Linked DNA regions of Homo sapiens: region 1 is linked to region 2. The links are chromatin loops, found by intact Hi-C in ENCODE. Cell type or tissue: PC-9. All regions are shown on one strand. Links, peaks and the distances in the headings refer to the core of each region. The heading gives the core; the rest is flanking DNA.

What was found. Peaks named below come from ENCODE experiments on the same cell type or tissue, not always from the same donor. Only the 100,000 strongest peaks of a DNase experiment are listed, where the experiment ranks them.
Region 1: a loop joins it to region 2, with 7 times the contacts of the local background. A loop is called at or near these places in 2 of 110 quality-filtered maps.

The regions. Positions count from the first base shown.
Region 1 is chr9:95,001,591-95,011,879 of GRCh38, forward strand. It overlaps AOPEP (aminopeptidase O (putative)), which reads left to right. Exons shown (of 17, transcript NM_001193329.3): 12 at 3,568-3,630; 13 at 3,952-4,026. Among named protein-coding and RNA genes, the nearest start is that of MIR6081, 59 kb to the right of the region's middle. RefSeq lists silencers at 2,921-3,170, 3,181-3,370, 3,461-3,750. In PC-9, for the core only: no CTCF peak of the experiment used is centred there; DNase peaks (open chromatin) are centred at 4,901 and 6,931; H3K4me3 peaks cover 4,418 bases; H3K27ac peaks cover 4,492 bases.
Region 2 is chr9:94,550,107-94,560,395 of GRCh38, forward strand. It overlaps PCAT7 (prostate cancer associated transcript 7), which reads left to right and starts at 4,977. Exons shown (of 3, transcript NR_121567.3): 1 at 4,977-5,239; 2 at 8,863-9,046. It overlaps LOC124902218 (a long non-coding RNA gene), which reads right to left and starts at 4,783. Exons shown (of 2, transcript XR_007061674.1): 1 at 4,453-4,783; 2 at 431-3,248. It overlaps FBP2 (fructose-bisphosphatase 2), which reads right to left. Exons shown (of 7, transcript NM_003837.4): 7 at 8,614-9,026. The coding sequence ends at 8,832. RefSeq lists enhancers at 3,189-3,851, 4,516-5,178, 8,504-9,004. In PC-9, for the core only: CTCF peaks have their summits at 4,403 (motif pointing right) and 4,603; DNase peaks (open chromatin) are centred at 3,225, 4,495 and 4,835; H3K4me3 peaks cover 2,748 bases; H3K27ac peaks cover 695 bases.

The sequences.
Region 1 (10,289 bases), core at 2,881-7,880, 450 kb after region 2:
GAGAAATGTGTTCAGGCTGGATTGAACACAATAGAAAAGTATTTTTTCCGTGTCATGCAATATGTAAATCTTTCATTCTAGATTAAATTCAGCTTGTAGCACCATGCTGGAATATAATTTTAGTGATTCATATGTGACAGAATTAGGAACCTTTCTCATTTCAATTTTTTAAAATTTATCGTTATTTACTTATTAATATTTTTTTGAGGCAGGATCTCACTCTGTTGCCCAGGCTGGAGTGCAGTGGTGCCATCATGGCTCACCGTAGCCTCTGCCTCCCGGGCTCAAGTGATCCTCCCACCTCACCCTCCCAGATAGCTGGTACCGCAGGCTAACACCACCATGCCTGGCTGATTTTTTTTTTTTTTGTAGAGACAGGGGTCTTGCTATGTTGCCCAGGATGGTGTTGAACTCTTAGGCTCAAGAGATCCTCCCACCCCGGCCTCCCAAAGTGCGGGGATTACAGGTGTGAGCCACCGTGCACAGCCTGTTTATAAAGTTACCCTGGCAATATAACTAATATCCCATGGTCTCCCTTTTGTAAAAATGTAAAATTCTAGCCTCTTTACAAATTAAGCATTTTAGTGGTGAAACAAACAGGAGGTAATTAGAAAGATATTCATTTTAAGACTTCTCCCCCTTGAAATTTTAGGTGTCCTTCATTTGTTCCTTTATCCTTCCATTCACTATATAACATATTTATTGAATTTCTAGTATATGCCAGGCAATGTTTCTGGTGGACTGAACAAAAATCAAGAACAAAAGATACGGGATCTCTTTCTTCTTGGGGCATAAAATCCAGCTGGGGAGAGAGACGTTCAGTACATTTTTAAAAGAGCTATAATAACTGAACATCACAGAGTGAGCCCTAATGTAAATTTGACTTTAGTGAATAATAATGTATCAATATTGGTTCCTCAGTTATAATAAATATACTAATGCAATATGTTAAATATGGGGAAGCTGGTGAGTGGGTACAAATATGGGAACTCTGCTTTCTGCTCAGTTTTTCTATAAACTTAAAACTGCTCTAAGAATCACTCTAAAGGAAATAAACAGAATGTTATTAGAAAGTATAGTGGAGTGACATAATTTGGACTGGGGAGTAAGGAAAGACCTTTCTGCAAAAGCGCTGCTTAAACCCAGAACTAGAGGATAAGTGGGCTACCACGCAAAGAAGAGATGGAAAAGCATTCTCAGTGAAGCAAAGTGGTATCATTTGAATTACCTTTGGACGTACCATTCTGGCTTCTCTGTGGAGGATGGATTCTGGGATGGCAATTGGGAGGAGAGTTGGGGGACAAAGGACAAACGAGACAAGAGGCAATTAGGATGGGTCACAGCTTTTGCTTCCTACTTAGCAAAATCCTAGAAGAGCAGAGTGACAGTAGGCTGTTTCCTTTGTTCAGCTCATGCCGGAAACCGTTAGGTTATCCATGATCTGGGTGCTAGGAAGAAAGGAGACTGTGTCAGTAGCAGAGCAAGACAGGGTTTCCAGGTCTCAGTTTCTAAGATCTTTCCAGTGGTTCAATGGGATTTATAGAATTAAGAATGTGTGTGTGTGTGTGTGTGTGTGCGCGCGCGCGCGCGTGTGTGACTGCAACCAGTTAAAAACTGCAAAGGGAAAAAACTTTTCAAATAACTAGTACCCAGCTGTTAACAACAGCTTTCATATAAGTCTGTAAGATTTAATTTGCAATAGTTGTCTTTATTCCTGTTACTGGACTATTGGAATTTATTTTGGATTTTGTTTCTTCCAAGACTGTATGTTGAAAAACTGTATTTAAGCAGAGCACTGTTTTAGTACATCAATATTGAATGGCTCATATCACAGTTTCTGGGGATCGTGAACTCCCAAGGAAAAAAATTCTAGTGGGTAAAAGGAAGTGCCTGCCAAGATAGATTTCTATTGATTGTGGAACTCTTATTAGCAGCATAAAAGGTTGAAGAGTTTAAAGTTCTCTTTCCCTTTAAAATTAAGCAGCTCAGAATAATCCACTTCACCATTTATAATTATTTACCTGCCTATGTGCAAGATTTCCAAACCATTAACTATTTATATATATTTCCTTTACAGTAAAAAATTGTATATGATGGCTGTACAGTCTATACTAAAAGATATAATAACACATTGAAAAATCTCTAGCAAATGAGCACACATTTCGTAGCACTTAGCTATTATAATAATGACGCAAAATGGTTAACACGTCTATTTATATTGCTCTCTAGATTTCAACTTTTTTGTATTCCTGGAAACAGTAAGAATCCCTCATTTGAGCAGACTTGTTGTTTGTTTTAGGAAATAGACATACATCATCCGTGTAATTTTAAGTAGTCCAGTTATGAATATGGAATGAAGGGATAAATTCCTGATGTCTCCATTAAGCTCCTCTGTGTAAAATACTCCATGGCAAAGTTGCTGCTATTTAAAGTAGTGAGTTTGATCTTGGCTTTGATCTAAACCTTTTGATCTTGAAAGAAGGATGGAGTAGCAATAAAGAGAGGGCAAGACAGATTTTCTTTAAAGAAATGTGATAAAGTTAAAGGGATGGTCAAGACCCAGCAAGCAACAGGACAACCCGACTCTCCGCCCCGGCCCGCCCTCACCGGCAGGCGGGTTCCAGCAACTGCTGATGCGGATGAGAAGGCCTTTGGCGGGTGGAGGAAAATCTTGGGGTATCGCACATTTTTATAAAGTAAGTGTAAACTTTCTCCCTAATTATGAAAACAGATTGACCCCTTCTTTTTAAATTCTACCCAGTGGTTCTGGGGGTCCACGGCAGTCTGAGGGCTGCGGGTCCACACTCGCGGGAGCGCGGGGCTGGGTTTCTCTGCGCCCTGGCCTCGCCCCCCGGGAGGTCACCTGCCGCTGCCCGGAGCCCCGAGGGGCCACTGGGAAACGTCTACTCGAGGGCGTAGAACCCGGTCCCGGAGAAAACTCCACTAGGAAAGTTACTTTCCCTGCGCGAAAGCCACCGGGACCAGGTTTCCGACTCCAGGAGCGCGCTACGCTGGCTACGGGCGGGGTTCCTTCCCCGCCACCGCTCCCTCCAGCCTGCGGCGGGCGGCGCGGGCCCCTCTCGCTGCCGGGAAGCCGCTCGCAGGGCGCGGAGCCGGGGGAGGGGTGGCGGGGGCAAGGTGCGCGGGGGCGCGGGGCGGCCGGAGCCCGGGGAGGGGTGGCGGGGGCAAGGTGCGCGGGGGCGCGGGGCGGCCGGAGCCCGGGAGCGGGAGCACGCCGTTCGTGGGGAGAACAATACAATGCCGGCGCGGGCGGGAGGGCGACCTGCGGGAGGCGGCGCGGCCGCTATACCTTTAAGGCAGGCCCCGCCCCCGCTCGGTGCCCGCCCGCCCGCCCGCGCCGCCGCCCAGGCCCCGCGCCCGCCGCCCGCGCCGCGCCTGAGGTGATGCGGACCCCGGGCGGGCGCAGGGCGCGGGCTCCGGCGCCGCCGCTGCGTCCTCCCCGGCCGCGGGCGAGGTACGGGGCGGGCACGCCGAGTTAGCGGGCGCGGGGCAGGGAGGCCGGGGCCGCTCCCGCGGTAAACTTGACTGTGTCCTCTTCCCCCGCAGCCGCTGCAGAGGGAGCGTCGCGCCGGGGCGGAGTGCGGGCTTGCGCGGCAAGTGCGCGCCGAGGTGAGTGCGGGCGGCGCGGTCCCTGCGCCCCGGTGGCGCCGGCGCGAGACCGCGGCTGGCGAGAGGCCCTGGCTCTGCGCTGCGGCGCGCGGGTGCGGGGACTACCCGCCAGGCTCCGGCTCGGGCGCGGGGAGCGGCCGTGACGAAGGTCGCGGCCCCTGCGGTGAGGCGCCCGGCGAGTTCCGCGGGCGGGCGCGGGTGGCCTCCCGAGGTGCGGGGAAGACCAGGTCGCGAGGCCGGGGGTCTCTGCTTTCTCGCGCTGGGGGATGGCCGTCAGGACCCTGTCGCCTTCTTTGAAATGCTGTGGTTTTTGAACCTCAGGTCACGAAATGGATTGGAGTGAACCGGAGACCCCGAAAACGGAAGCGCAGGGAGAAGGAAGAGGTGTTTGAAAAGGTAGGGGTTCCCGAGACGGTACTCGGTGCAGGTCTTGGTAAATCCGCTTCTGCCCCGTGAGGACCTGGTCATGACAATAGAGTAGTGTTTAATTTAAAAAGTTTTTGTTATAATAAACCATAGATTTAATATATGGGGAAATTCTACAGAAATATTGGTCGATAAGGCTAATGATCATTTATATAGTCTCATTAGGAGAGAGTAGCCCATGAAATTTGTTTCATGCTCATTAAATACAGCAATCGGACTTAAGTGGGTTCCATTATTATTTTAGATCAGCAGTGTTTATTATCTCAGTGTTAAGGTACCTCTGAAAAATGAAAAGTGTTCCGAATAAATCGCCCACAGTATTAGGTTTCCATGCTGTACTTTCTCTCACCTAGACTTTAAATTGGAGTCATCTAAGAAATAGAGAGAGAAGAAGAAAGAAGTGGATTACTTTTAAAACACTAGGAGGAATTTTATTTACTGTAAAGCAGATGAGAAATTTGTTTGCCCAAGTTTAGAATTTCAGTATGTTACTTTGCAGAAGTTTGGACTGCCTGTCTTTTGATTTTGTATTAAAACTTGATTTGTCATTGTAATATCATGAAATAAGGTAAGTAGCCCGTTGTTTTCTAAGTGACTTGCGGAAAACTCGTAAAAGTGAATAATTTTTTGACAAATATTACAGCAGATAGGTTTTTTTGTTGCTTTTGCTTAATTACATTTCACTGTTTTTTGATTCTTGATACCAGCAAGGGATTAAAATAGCGGTGTGTTTTTCTGCTGCTAGAATGTATGATGAATCACTCTTGATTCTGAAGCCAAATTCTTGCTGATAGCATTGCTGCCAATTTCTGTGCTATGTTGCCTTAGTATGGGCATTGCAGCGTCCGAGAATGTGCACAAAGCACATCAGAATAAAGGTGATCCCAGAGCTGCAGAGTGCACGTCAGGATACCAGAGGGCAGCTTCTGAGAGAGCTGGAAAAGGAACCAGCCTGCGAATATAGTTGTTTGTAGCTGGACTTTCAGTGTGCATGAAAAGGGGGACCCCACCCCTTTTCTTTTTCCACAGAGGGTCATATATGTCACTTCAGTTGAAGAATAATAGAAAAAGTTGTGATTTGGAACAGACTTGAGTTTTCTGACCATACCTCAGCATGGTATGGTAAGTTGTGTTTAATGGTTTAGGTGTTTTTTTAAATGTTTGTGAGGTGATGAATGAGATCATAAAATACCCAAAGAAGGAAAAGAATTATGGCTTGCTTGGTATTTTTTAAAAAATGTGTCGTTGCTGTTAATTTTTTTTTTTTTTTTTTGAGACGGAGTCTTGCTCTGTCACCCAGGCTGGAGTGCAGTGGCGTGATCTCGGCTCATTGAAGCCTCGGCCTCCCAGGTTCAAGCTATTCTTCTGCCTCAGCCTCCCGAATAGCTGGAACTACAGGCACATGGCACCACACCCTGCTAATTTTTGTATTTTTAGTAGAGACGGGGTTTCACTGTGTTAGCCAGGATGGTCTCGATCTCCTGACTTCGTGATCTGCCCGCCTCGGTGTCCCAAAGTGCTGGGATTACAGGCGTGAGCCACTGCACCCTGCCAGCTGTTAATTTTTAAGCCAAAAATAAGATTACCAAAATGCACAATGTGCTGTAGAAAGGAAGGGGAAGCCATTATCTTTGTGGATTACTAGATGTTGTCACTACCAAAATCTAACCTAGAAGTAACCGTATTTGTGACACCCATGACCTGACTACTGGGTCTCCTGAGAATCGGGGTGGGGAGAAAGTGGGGGGGGGACTGATTATTTTACCTTGCAGGAGAATGAAGTTCTTTGCCCAACCGTTTCCTCTTGATACAAGCTCTTGCGTTAAAACTTAGGGGGAAGATTTGCCTCTCACTTTTTTTCTTGGAAAATGTGGGCAGCAATTTTAAAGAGAACATGAAAATGGAGTAGGTTGAAACCAACATTCAGAACTTCCTTTCATGGATTGAAACTTAAAGCTGAGGAGGTTTGAGGGTGGAGGTGAGGAAGGGCTAGAAGATAGCAAATTTCAGAGTCATATCAGAGAATATGAACTGTCAGTGTTTCCAATGTTTCTCTTGGCTCTGCACAGCACTTCCAAGCCCTTTTGCTCACTGTTTTGCTTCTGCCACACCTAGGAGAAGATTCAGAGCTTGCTGAGGCAAAACATGCGATATTTCCAAGGGCCTTCCCCCTATTCTGAAATAGAAATTGAGCTTTGTGATCATGTGTATTCATTCCAAGGTCTATGTGTTAACCTTTTGCTAGGATTTGAACCTGTTATTAGTAGGAGCCGACGCAGTTCACTTGCTGTTGAGTCTAATAAGTTATTTTTAAAAACGTTTGCCATGTCACAAGTAGAAGCAGATTATTCAATTTCTCTTTTTTCCTGCATCCACTATATTTTTCTTCTGTGTTAAAATAAAGCTATGGTATTTTCTGATTTTATTCATTTTGTATTAGTGTAAAATAAAATGAATCTTAGTCATTTCTGGTAGATGCCGCTTTGAAATGTAGCCATTGCTTTTGATTGTCTACTTTGTTTTCCTTGCCTCCGTTCATCCCCTCCACATTGCCCTTGCCTCCAGCCCCGAAGGGTCTGTCTACACCTGCAGGCTTCTCTCAGGATTCAGCCTAGATGAGTAAATTCGGTGAAGTCATCTGTACTAACTCTGCTGGGGGTCACAACCTTTTTCCTCCGATAGGAGGGGGCAGCTTTTTTCCTGCCGTGTGGAAAGCAGAACCTCTGACCTGCCCGGGAAAGGAAAACAGTGCTCTAGTGAGAGGACGGACTCTGACCACGGGCGCTGAGCAAGGAGCTACACGGTAGAACGGCATCTTCCAGGGATGTTTGTTTTCCCCTTAAAGAAAATCTCGAAGGTGCTGAGTAGTAGGCACAGTCTGATGTAACCTGAAATACTAGTTGAGTTTTTCAGTGAACTCACAAGGGGAAGCAAAACAAACTCACCCTGTGCTCAGCTGTGGGTTAAAATAACGAATAGTGAAATAAAGTAAATTGGGGACTGAGATGTACCATGCAGATAAAGTGATGTAAAGTGCTCTGCCGGCCTTTCCCCGCCTTCTGCTTCCAGTCATCCCACCCACCAGAGAATTGTGCCATCTTTCTGTGTTGTCCTAACAGGCTTCATTTCTTATCTCTCTGAAGATGCATCATTCTGTCTCATGCGTCTTTTCATATTTTCTCTGACATTTATTTCCATTTTATTTTAGTTTCATATTTTAGCCCTTGTTCTCCTGGTATGACTGAATTCTTTTATATTTTGTTTTTCGTTTAAAATGACAAAACTCACCTCTTCTACTTCTGGTCCTCAGGTATTTTTTTCTTCTATTCTGATACTCTTTTTTATTATTTCAAGTTCCTTTCATTTAGTTTGAATAATTTTTGCAACAGAAAAACAAGGAAAGTATGAATAACTAACGAAGAACAATTAGGATGATTGGATCAGCCAGCTGTGCAAAGGACAGGATGAACGGTTGTGATTGCAACAGTGGATTTTATGTGTGTTTTTAAACTAATAGATTTCACTAAATGGCTATTGGTTTTGGAAGAGGAATGCACTTTTTTTTCTTTTTTTTTACCTTCGTTAGCTGATTCAAAGATAAAATTGTGTGCCATCACAGATTAAGGAATGTTTTTATAAATATATACATATAATATAAAGATTTAGTAACTCTTTTATCAATATTCTAAGGATTAGAATGTATAGTAGAATAGTCTTTTATGAAATAATATACTTATGGAAAATATATGACTGGTATATGATTCCTTTAGAGGAAGAAAATTTCAATTTTCAGATTCAAAGGAAGCACCCTTCCTAGTCTATATATATAGTAAGCGGAGAACTAGTTTTACAGTGCTCATTTCAGGTCTTCAGTAAGTGTGTATGATGATGTCAGAAGTATTCATTGGCTCACTTTCAAATCATTGAAAATTCAGCCATGCTAAGGTTGGCTATTACGTGTATTAGCGTTTCCAAGCGAGTGGTCTTGGCTGGGGTGAGATTGTCAGCTGTCTGTTAGGATTAGTCACAACAAACATGGTGCAAATGGTTTCCAACAACAGCGCACTTCAATGTTACCTTCATAATTCTTTTCTGCCAGAACCCAAAAAACAATACTCTTGAGCTACTCAGTGTTCCAATTGTTAAAAATTTCCTGAAATTTTCCTTCATGTATTCAAAGTGAAACATAAAGATCTAGAAGGATGGTTGTGAAAAGTATAGACTTTATAGTATCTAGTGGGCATTTTCATTGAGCCCAAATGATAAATTCTGTTTTCCAAGTCTTTTAAGTGAAAAAAAAAAAGATTTTCCTTGTTATAATATATTCCTAAATTCTAGAGTATTTTCACTCTACTTCTATTTCATTTGTTCCTTGTACATACTTGACTCTGAACCAAAATCAGTGATAATCTTAGTTTGAATAATAATTCAGATTTAAAAAATTGTATATAAAATCCAATTTGGTTTATGCATTTTTTAGCGTTTATTGTTCCTTTTAAATTTTATATATTGTAAGAGAATACTTTTATTACAGTACTAATATTATTCAAAATGATAAAGGTAGGTACAAATTTTAAACTATTTAACAAAGTACTGCTGTGTTTGTCTTTTGTTACAAAGGTATATTTTATGTTCAGTTTATGATCTCTGAAAATGAATATTAAGACTAATAAAAATTATTTGGCTCTTTCTTGGACCCAAAACAACAGATGGTGACTGTGGTAGGCTTGACTCCAGAGCCATCAGCACACAAAGCTTAGCAAAATGGCACAGAATGAACCTATGGAGTGCTGAGCTGAGGGTCCCTTCACTTTGTAGGAACTACCCCGCTTTCAGCAAATAGTAGGCTTAGGCAGCCACTCTTATGCCACTGAGGCAACATTGCAGTTGAGTGCTTTCCCAGGCGTTGGTGCCCTTGCCTCTTTTTGAGAGTGCCATTGCTCTGTGAGAATTCATAACTAGTCTACATTTATATAGCCGTAATCTCTTACAATAGCTTCATTGATACTTGATTTCCATAGAAAAGCTTTATGGATTCTAGTGAGTCACGGCTCTTGAAGCACCAGCCTACCCGTTTTCCCTCCCTTCATCCCTTCCTCCCTAACTGTGAGTGGCTTTGTATCCTGTGTTGTACTGATTGTGCCTTTGGATGGCAACTTACTTGAGTGATGGGGGGAGGCAGAATAATTTATTAAAAGTAATTACAAAGAAACCAAACAAAAGGAGTAATTACAGTGCTGTTAATACGCAATTCGTTACTTTATTGCTGAAATATTTGGAACTCATTTGAGATTCTTGGTCCTATTTGTGGGTCTCTGATTTTCCCTTGTAAATCCCTAATAAATAATGTATTAAAGTTTCTGTACCCAGGTCTCATTTTAGATGAGGTTTCACAAAGTCTTAGCTTTGTTTGCTATATATTTTTTTAAGCTGGACCAAGGAATAATTGCTGATAAAAGGTATTTTTGGTAGCCTCAGGAAGGAAATCTGATCTGTATAATTTACTGTTAAATTTTTATCTGTTGTATAGATTTACTTATTTTTCCTAATTTCCCTAGCCATTGATTTTTTTTTTTTTTTTTTTTTTTGATACGAAGTCTCACTCTGTCCCCCAGGCTGGAGTGCAGTGACCTCCACCTCGCGGGTTCCAGCGATTCTTCTGCCTCAGCCTCCCGAGTAGCTGGGACTACAGGCACGTGCCACCACGCCCCATGCCCGGCTAATTTTTTTTGTTTTTAGTAGAGATGGGGTTTCACCGTGTTAGCCAGGATGGTCTCTATCTCCTGACCTCGTGATCCGCCCACCTCGGCCTCCCAAAGTGCTGGGATTACAGACATGAGCCACCGCGCACAGCTGATGTATTTTTTTAAGACTGCCGTTTTGCTGGGCATGGTAACTCACGCCTGTAATCCAAGCACTTTGGGAGACTGAGGCAGGAGGATCACTTCACACCAGGAGTTCGAGACAGCTTGGGCAACATAGAGAGACCCCATCACTACAAAACATAAAGGAAGTAAAAATTAGGTATGATGGTACATGGCTGTAGTCCCAGCCACTCAGGAGGTTGAGGCAGTAGAATCGCTTGAGTTAATGAGTTAGAGGTTATAGTGAGCTGTAATCCTGCCACTACACACCAGCCTGGGTGACAGTGCAAGACCCAAACTCAAAAACAAAAACAAAAAAAATCTATAGTTTAAAAAAAAGTTCCAAGATTTCTGTGTACAAAATTCCTT
Region 2 (10,289 bases), core at 1,699-6,698:
ACAACAGTAAAAATGTCATTCCCTACATTTGCTAAATATATTGAGACACATTATTTTTTAAATATATCACTAATGGTTGGTTCAAGTGGGCAAAAATGATTCTAAGTATTTAATTGTGGAAAAATGTAGTACAGGGGATAGTATTCATGTGATGGAAGGGTTTTAAATGGAGTCCAGGGATTAGCAGCAGCAGGACGTTTTAATGACCAACAGGTGCAGAGTCTAGGATACAAGACAGAACTGTAGATAAGTCTGAATCTTTTCAGCATATCTAGGAGACATGGCTAACTCCACCTGTTCCCAGGCCTTACCTAGAAATTTCACGGCTCCAAGCCAGGTAAACACAACAATTTTCCAAAGTCAAAGAATCAATTTATGACATTAAAGCACTTCTAAAATTTAACCTCTGACTTAAATTAGACAAAATGGATAGATTTTGAAGATATTTTTATTCTACCAATGATTTTAACACCGTCTTTATTTTCCAAAGATTAGTGAAGTCATGTGAAATAAAAGGCATTAGAGCCTCTGTTTTTCTGACAAAATATTTAAGAGCTTTCATTTTCTGTTAAGTCGAGTACTTAGAGCTCCTTTATATATACATCACATACACAACACTTCTGGACAGGACACGATCTAGCAGTTGTAAGTTTTTCTTTCACATTTTATGAACCCTAACACAACTTCCACAGACCATCTAGGACATGATTTAACTTTGTGACTTGTCCTGTATTTCCCTCTGTTGTGATTAGTCATTCTACTTTAGGACAAGAATTTGCCATACAAGATCCTCTCTCACATAACATTTCTTTCCTTCATAATATTTCTTACCATAAATACATCTTCATATCCACAACTTTCTTTAGATCTCTTCCCTCTACTAATTTCTGATGCCCACTCAAACCAAAAAGGTCAGATAATGCAAGGCAAAACAGGAGAGCCTTAGATTTTGAGAGGGACCTGTCTGCTTAAAGTTCTTGGGGTTCCATGAGGAAAACAGAGGTTTCTCCTAAAATGGGTTTGTGGCACCTTCTGTTTTTCCTTCAGCAGTCTCAGGCTATCAGAAATTACCTTAGATTCTCTCATGTGGGCATCAAGAGTGGCAACAAGAAAGATTAGGGAAATAATCCAGACAACTGAGCAAAAAAAGAACTTACTACTGTCCCTACTGTAAAGGTGGATAAACTGAGGCACCATGCGGTTTAAAAATTCATGTTCACATAGAGTCAGGCTCCACAGCTCACTCTCTTAACCATCCTGTAATTTTGCCGACTCTATGCCCAGTCACGGATGCACCTGTATGGTAGCTCATGGCCCCCTTAGAGCTTAGAATCTGGGTTTCATTCCTGCTCTACAGCTATATAATTTAACAATTTTCCTCTGAATTTGTTGGATTCTAATCCTACATATCTCAAATTTTATTATTACTGAATCTTAAAGGAGGCTGTGATGTCCTTAGTCTTTAGAAATATTAAACCTATAAATAAAGGGCTATATGAGGTTAAACGTATTCAAATTTCTATATGGTTTAAAACATTGAGGAAATGTATTGACAAACAAACTTAAGAAACTGCAACCAATCTACTCTGGACAAAAATTTAGATACTATCTCTTCAAAATAAGCTATCTAGTGGTATTTACACACATTCTTCCATATATCAACAGTATTTCACATGCTCATAACCTTAAAAATAACTGAAAGTGTCAGAATTATAGGCCTTACACATTTCTGTGGGCTTGAAAAATGATACAATATAGATTGTCTTTAAGGCAGCTAAGAAAATGCATAAACTTCTAGAGTAATCAGTTTAAAAAAAAAAAGAGTTCATACCAAAGGTAGTAATACTACGATTAAAAGAGAGCTCAACACTGCAGGTTCTTAAAGGCAAAAGTTAATAAAGCCTTGTTTTTGGTAGTGAATCTCTGCCTTGCAAAATTATACACATGATTCTCCCCCCTTCATTTGCCTCTTGCAAAAATGTGGTGATGAACCAGGTTTGCTCATGCAGATGATGATACTCTTCAAAATGGTTGCAGAGAAATAAAATGAAGGGAATATGGTTCACTTAATAATCTCATAAATTAGAACTTATTACCCCAGTGACTCTTACATAGCTCCAGACAAATATTTGAGAGAGATGAAATGGCCTTTTGCTACCAATATCTTATGTGATGCTTCACTTTTTGGTTCCTTGGATAACTACTTACAACTCATTAGCCCATTTATGCCAGAGGTTGCAATTTTTTGAATTTTTGCATGAGTGAAAAATCAGACCTTGTCAATGACCTTGAGCAGTATAAGTAACTCCCACATGCTTAGCGTTCCAATAATGGAACACTAGGCCTAAGTGGGTTAACACAATAATGAAATCATAGCTATTCAACTAATTATACGACTTATTTGTTTCCTCATCTCTAAAACATAGTAAGGGACCAGTTATTTTAAAAATACATCACAGTGACAAGTTTATTTTTCACTCAGTTTGGGCTTGTTGTTTAAGGTCATTGCTTGGCATAAAGAAAACAAAAAGAGGAGAAACAAGAATAGAAACATCAAATAGAAGCAGCAGCAGCAAAAGAAAATGAAGAGGAACAAGAAGAAGAAAATACAGACTGGAAGAAAGGAAAAAGAACAGGTGCGTGAATTAGAAGGCCTATTATACCTTTTATCCTTTCCTCGATTCATGAAATTTGAGTTAAGTCCAAGAGTATCACAACAAAAAACAAGCGAAAAGATACACAAAAAGTCACCCCCTGAATTTTGTTAAGAATTAGACAATGCTGCCACTCATGCCTGGCTCAGGCGCCAGCAGGAGGAGGGCACCCTCCAGAGATTGCAGGACAAGGAGGAAGACTCCTCCTTACCCTACATGCACCTCCACCACTGCCACTGAGGCCCGCATTATAGCACCTTAAGGTTCGTCCCCACCCCAGGACAGGATGGGCAAGTGAGCGCTCCTACTCCCCTTCCCAGCCCCCAGACTTGCCGCTGCTACCAACGCTAGCGCCGATGCCAGTACAACCGCTGTTGCCCTCAATGCACCAGCCCACCCTACAAGGCTCCTATCACTTGGCCCCCACGGGTGCCCTCCTACCACTCTGGTCAAGCTGCAGTCTCTGTTGCTGCCACCAACCTCATGAGGCAAGCTGCAGAGCCACGCCATCTACAGGCTCCAGCATACCACAGGTGACTCCTCCTCCTCCTCCAGCCTGGCTGGGAGCAGTTGCGCAGGCAAAGCCAGAGAAACCTAGAACAGGATGCAGGGAGTGGAAGTGTTAGAGCTTCACCTTGTCACGCTGGCCACTGGGCGGCAGGGACCATTTCATTAAAGGCACTCACACCCACCTTCCAAAGTCCAGCCTCTCTTTCTGGCAAAAGCTGGCCAGGAACTGGGGCCTGGGCTGGGTGTGAGTGCCTTCACTGAAACCGGCTCCTGGCCAAGTCCAGCTGGCCAGGAATTGCTGGGCCCATCGGCACTGCGCTCTTCGGGGAGCCCGCGTAGGAGAAACTCAGACCCAGCCAGCCCTCTCCACCCAAGTGCTGGTTCCCATTCCTCACGCCTCCACCCACAGTGCCCTGTCCCCCTCCCTCCCCCGTGGTGCCCTCTATTCCCTGCCCGGTAGTCCCAGATGGTCTCCACAACACAGAGCGTGCGTGAGGGCGCGGGCCAGGGAACCACAGTGGGTGTGAGAGCCCTGCGGTGCTCAAGATTGCATGAGCACGAAGAGATCACCCTCTAGAGTCTGGAGTCCGGGAAGAGAAGAACTCCATCCTTCCATGGAGGCCACCAGAAAGAGGAAGGAGGCCACAGCTGTCGCTGCCGCTGCTGCCTCTGCAGCCCACCAACCCCACTGGCAGTATAGCCCCCGATAGCACCCCTAACCTGCCCCCTGTAACCCTGGGATAGCACACCCAACAGCTGCAGGCAATGTAACCAATACCCCCCCAAACCATCCCAACTCCTCGGCCGCAGGCAGTGTTAGCACCCGATAGTGCCCACCTGACGCAGCCACGGGTATTGCTGCACTAGACAGCGCCCCAAACCCGCCCCACCCTCACCCCGCCATGGGCAGTGCAGCTCCTGATAGCGCACCCCCAGTCACAGGCAGTGCAGCACCGGACCACGCCCTTAAACCACCCCCCACTGCCAGCATTGTAGCCCCAGATAACTCCACCCAACCCGCCCCTGCCACGGACAGTGCAGCAGAAGACAACGCCCCTAAGCCATCCACCGCCACTGGCAGTACACGTTAGTGTACACAACCTGCCTCTCCCGACCACCCCTGCCACCTCGGGCAGTGTAGCCCCCCATTCCACCACCAGCAATGCAACCCCAGAGAGTGCCCCCAAACAGTCCAATGCCACAGGCAGTGTAGCCTTTGGCAGTGAGCCCCTATAGTACACCCAACCCTTACCCCCAGAAGAGGGCAGTGCAGCCCTGGATAACTCACCTACCCTACCACATTTCTACCACTGTGGCCGAGCTGCGGTCTCTGATTTCACCACCAACCGCAGCGAGGCGAGCCGCGGAGGCGCAAGCTCCGGCTCCAGCCTCCAGCACGCGGCGGTGCCTCTTCTTTCTGTCTTCCAGCCCGGCAGGAGAAGCTCTCGCTGCTAGCCTCCCTCCTACCGCTCCGTCACCACCACCACCAACAGGGAGGGAGTGCCCCAGGCTCCAGGCTCCAAGCTCCAGGCTCCAGGGGGCGAAAAGTGACGGAGCCTTCCAGTTCTTTAAGCCGGGTACGTAGTAGCTCCCCACACCCACACATAAGTGCCAGAAATGACGCGCCGCTGCCTCAGCATGCTTTATATACTGAGGTTAGGAGACCCTGGACTACATGTTCTGATTGGATGAGAGAAAAACCTCTAGGCCTACTCTGATTGGACTTTATTTTCATGCTGTGATTGGTTGTCTTAAGACTTGCTCTCATCCAATCAGAACATGCAGTCTAGGAACCGGCATGCGCATAACCTCAGGATATAAATAATGCTGAAGCAGAGTTACGTTTTTTTTGTTGTTGTTTTTTTTGTTTTTGTTTTTTTAGGTTTCCGTGTGTTTCTATTGAGCTGCTCAGTGCCCGGCTTAGAAGACCAGGAAAAGGAGTCACAGGTCGTATGCTGGAGGCTTGAGCCGCGGCACCGTGGCGCGGCTCGCCTCGCTGCGGTTGGTGGTGGCGGTGGACATTGCAGCGCGGCTGGAGGGGTAGGAAGAAGAAGATAGTTTTGGGATAGATAGAGGTGGGTAAAGAGTGTGGTTAGTGCCAAAGGGAAAAAAGGATAGCGAGGAGGAGAAGGCGTTGCAAAAAGACGATGGGGAAAAGATGGTGGGGAAAAAAGTTTTTGGGTAGATGGAGGTGGAAAAACAGGGTGCAGAGAGGGAGGGAAGGAAGGTTTTGCAGAAAGACGGTGGGTAGAAAGTTTATGGGTGGATGAAGGGGGAAAAGAAGGTGGCAATTGGGAAGAGGAAAGAGTGGTGAGGGGGGGAAAATGGGCGAGCAGTAGGGAGAGAAGGTTTTGTGAAAAGATGGTGGGGAGAGAAGTTTTTGGGTAGAGGAGCAAAAGAAGATAGCAAGTGGGAGAAGGAAAAAGAGGGTAACCAGCGGGAGGAAGACAAGGTTTTGCGAAAAAACAGTGGCAGAAAAGAAAGATGGTGGAGAAAAGATGGTAGGTAAAAAGTGTTTGGGTAGATGGAGGAGGGAAAGAGGGTGACAAGGAGGAGGAGAAAAGAGGGTGGCGAGAGGGAGCAGGGAAAGAAGTTTGGGGAAAAGACGGGAAAATAGTTTGGGGTAGATGGAAGGCAAAAAGGAGGGTGGCAAGCAGTATAGGGGAGAGAAGAGAACGAGTGGGAAGCAGGGGCAGACTTTGTGAAAAGATGGGGAAATTTTGGGGGGTAGATGGGGAAAAGAGGGAGGTGAGCAGGAGTGGGGAAAAGGCTTTGAGAAAAGATGGTGGGGAAATGTTTTTGGGTAGATGGAGAAGGGAAGGAGAGTGGCAAGGAGGAGCCGGGGGAAAGACGATGAGGAAAACAGTTTTTGGGTAGATAAAGGGGGAAAAGAGGGTGGTGAGCAGCAGTAGGGAAAAGGCTTTGGGAAAAGACGGGGGAAAATGTTTTTGCTTATATGAAGGAGCAAAAGGGCGTGATGACAGCGGGAGGGGGAAAAAGAGGGTGGCCAGGGAGAAGGGGGAAAATACGGTGGGAAAAAAAATACGGTGGGAGAAAGTGTTTGGGTAGATGGATGGGGAAAAGCGTGGTGAGCGGGAGAGTAGAGAAGGCTTTGCGAAATGACGGTAGGGAGAAAACGGTGAAAAAGTTTGGGGTAGATGGAGGAAGAGAAAGGGTGGTGAGAGGGAGAGGGCCAAATGCGGTCAGGAAAAGAAGGTGGGGAAATGGTGGGGGACAAAGGTTTTGGGTAGATTTTTAAAAATAAGATTATTTGTATTTTCACTTTTGAGTAGTTTGAATTCTTTAGATGTTTTGTGTATTAACCTCTTGCCTGATGCATAGTTTGCAAATACTTTCTTCCATTCTCTGGGTTCTGTCTTCATTATACTGATTGCTTCCTCTGCTTTGGAAAAGGCTTTAAGTTTAACGTAATTACATCTTTGCTTTTGTTGCTTGTGCTGTTGATGTCTATTTGAAAATTCCTTGTCCTAACCAATTTCATGAAGCATTTTATCCTATGTTTTCTTCTCTGGTAGTTTCATAGTTTCAGGTCCTGCATTTAAATCTTTATTTTGAGTAGATTTTTGTATATGGTAAGGTAATGGCCTAGATGTATTCTTGTACATGTGGGTGTTGGGTTTTCCTGGTACAGTTTATTGAAGAGATTGTCCTTCCCGAATGTGTGTTCTTGGGGCCTTTGTTAAAAATGAGTTGACCGTAAACGCGTGAATTTATTTCTGATTTCTCTATTCTGTTTCACTTGTCTATGTCTGTCTGTCTCATTCGTTCATCTCTCTGTCTCTCCCCTGCCCCTTTTATTGATAGTACCATACTGTTTTGATAGTACCATGCTTACCATAGATTTGTAGTATATTTTGAAATCAGGTAGTGTGATGCCTCCAGCTTTTCTTTTTATTCCAGATTCTTTTGTCTATCTGAGGTATTTTGAACTTCCATGTTAATTTTAAGATTCTTTTTCTATTTAAATGAAGAATGTCTTGTAGTTGAACACAGATTGCATTGATTCTGTAGATCGCATTGGGTGATATAGATATTTTAACATTCTTCTAGTGCATGGACATGGGATATCTTTCCATTTACTTGTGTCTGCTTTAATATCTTTCATCTATGTTTTATGAAGTTTTCATTTTGGGAAAAGAAGAAAATCTTTGTTCCTTTTTGAGAAGGTGAAAATTTTTTGGTTGTGTAATAAGATTTTGCTGTGTCTGCTAAAGTTGCCAAGCCATGCTAGACTGAGGAACGATGTTGCGTACAGAATGACACTCAAGTTGAAATGTGTCTGTGGGCTGTATGCCCCACCCTGCCCAAGCTAAAGTGGGAAAGGAGAGCCTTGCTTCCTCCAGGGCCTTGCCTGGTCCCACCCGACACTGCCTTCCCCTAACCTAATGAATTACTGTAATAGATTTTTCCGTGTTGAATCATTCTTGAATTTCTAGGTTAAGCCTGACTTTCTCCTGATGCACCTTTGCTTTAAATACTTCTGGATTTGATTTGATTTGTCAATCTTTCATGAATGTCTTTCTTAGCCTCCAGGTCCATAGATATTCAGAGCAATTCTTCCTAAAACAAGATGAGATTTCAGATGCATAAGCCAACCCCTCCCCAGTCTTAACATAATTTGGACAAGTGACGAGTCATTTAACCAGTGTACACCAGTTAGTCCCTAGAATAGATTAAAACATTTCCCCAAAAACTGAAAATGCAAGGTTAAGAGGTTTAGAAAAGTAGTTAATTTCTAAATATTGACTCTGTTTCTGGCTTTAACAATAAGTGACCCCATTTTCCATTCAAACTGTGATTGGTCATCCAAATTATAGACTCTTAAGATAGGCTCAATCAGAAATTTCAGAATTTAATTGCCATGAGATTTCTAACTCAAGTTTATCCAAAATAAGACACAAATACTCTTCTAAGATATTAAGTTGGAAATTTACATGTGTTTGAGGGAGGTAATCACTACAGGATAAGACACTAGGTTCAAATTTCAAGCCAATCAAGACAATTTTTATTTTTTATTTTTTTAGATGGAATCTCACTCTGTCACCCAAGCTGGAGTGCAATGGCGCGATCTCGGCTCACTGCAAGCTCTGCCTCCCGGGTTCACGCCATTCTCCTGCCTCAGCCTCCCGAGTAGCTGGGACTACAGGCGCCCGCCACCACGCCCGGCTAATTTTTGTATTTTTAGTAGAGATGGGGTTTCACCGTGTTAGCCAGGATGGTCTCGATCTCCTGACCCCGTGATCCGCTGGCCTCGGCCTCCCAAAGTGCTGGGATTACAGGCATGAGCCACCGCACCCAGCTGACAAATTCTTAACTAATCTATGTACTCTTTGCCCACAAGCATGCAGCCGCCAATTATGTGGGTTGACAGACGGAATTATAACCATATTTGCCACTGTTTCTGACAGAAGACAAGCCAAAGTCGCACTTTCCACATGTGGGTTTTTATTTCTAGTCCTTCACATTGACCATAGAATCGCCTGTGGCTTCCAAACCTGTCGTAAGCAGTTTGTTGTTGCTCTTCTGTATGTGATTAAGTGGATTTACCTTTTGTATACTCATAGCTACCATCTCTGTTTATCGTTCATTTAGGGTCCTTAGACAAGGTGCAAGACAAACAGAAGAGGGCATGTGGGGTCAAACTCGCTAGCTGCCTGCCTGATTTTTCTGCACACAGGTGAGATATTCCTGCACATCCTCTGGTGACCCCAGAATGAGGGGGACTCGCTGGTGAATTGCCTCGGGCTTCACGTCCAGTACAGGCTGGGTCCCCGTGGTCGCCAAGCCTCCTGCCTGCTCAATGATGTAGGCCACGGGATTGCATTCATACAGGAGCCGGAGCTGTGGAGGAACAGAGGCAGGTGAGTAAACTCTGCAAGTGGCCAAATGTCCCGAGCCATGCCCCTAAAGCTGGGGGAGGAGTTTGTACTGCGGTGCTTCCATCTGGCTAGCATGAGCGCACCATGCACCTTGCAAGAGTGGGCCCGAGCTTTAGAGCCTACAGCAGGCCAGATGCATCAGATGGCACTCATCCAGAAGCCTTGGGGGCCCCTCTGGCCAGGTGACTGAGCCATGTATCTACCCATCTTGTGATCCTTGTGCTTATGAGAGACCTGCCTCTTGACTTGGAAATATGAGATCTAGGCATCTATTTCTTGGTTCAACAAGAAGCAAACTGATGCTGCAGGCCTTGGTGGAAGCCTTTATATGTGAGACCTCAAGGCTGGTAAAGAGTCAAGCTTGGATGGGACAGTAAGGTCACCTTGACCATGCCGGCTTGTCTCTCTGGGGACAGCCACAGTGGCTGGGATTGTGTGGAGGAACTCCACATCTTAAGCTTTGACTTGTCTAACTAGTTTGCCGGTGTTTCAATGGTCTTGTCTTTTGACCCTTAGACTAAGTGAAATCCCATCGTTTGCACTCCCATAGCATCCTGTACTTCCCCTCTGGTACCACTCATCACACTGAGGCCTCTTTAATGCCTGGCTTCCTCTCTAGGCTGCTGTCCATCCTAGCTGGTCACTGTACTATCTGTATTCTCAGTAGTGCCGACACAGAGAAAGTGTTGGCTCCGGCCTGTAATCCCAGGATTTTGGGAGGCCGAGGCAAAAGGATCGCTTGAGTCCAGGCATTTGAGACCCCATTTGAGATAGTGAGACCCCATCTCTACAAAAAATTTAAAAATTAACCAGGTGTGGTAGCGCACACCTGTGATCCCAGCTATTCAGGAAGCTGAAGTGGGAGGATCAACTGAGCCCCGGAGTTCAAGGCTGCGGTGAGCTGTGATCATGCTACTGCCCTCCAGTCTAGGTGACAGAGCAAGAGCCTGTCTCAAAAACGAAGAAAGTGTCCAAGCAAGGCCACTGTTTCCTGCACGAGGGGTCCCAGCCGAGGGCAGAAACTGGGTTGAAATCAGCCTGTGCCCTGCTTGCCAGTCTCTGCACAAGATCCAGGGCTGCTGTTCAGAGGAAGGAAGGCCTTCTCTAACCCTCCTGCAGGCACATGAGAACTGGCAGGAGGCTGCCTGTGTCCTGTGAGTACGCAGTGAATTGAAATGAATGGGGTTGGATTGAATGGACTTTTTAGGTCTATTTCTGTGATGAT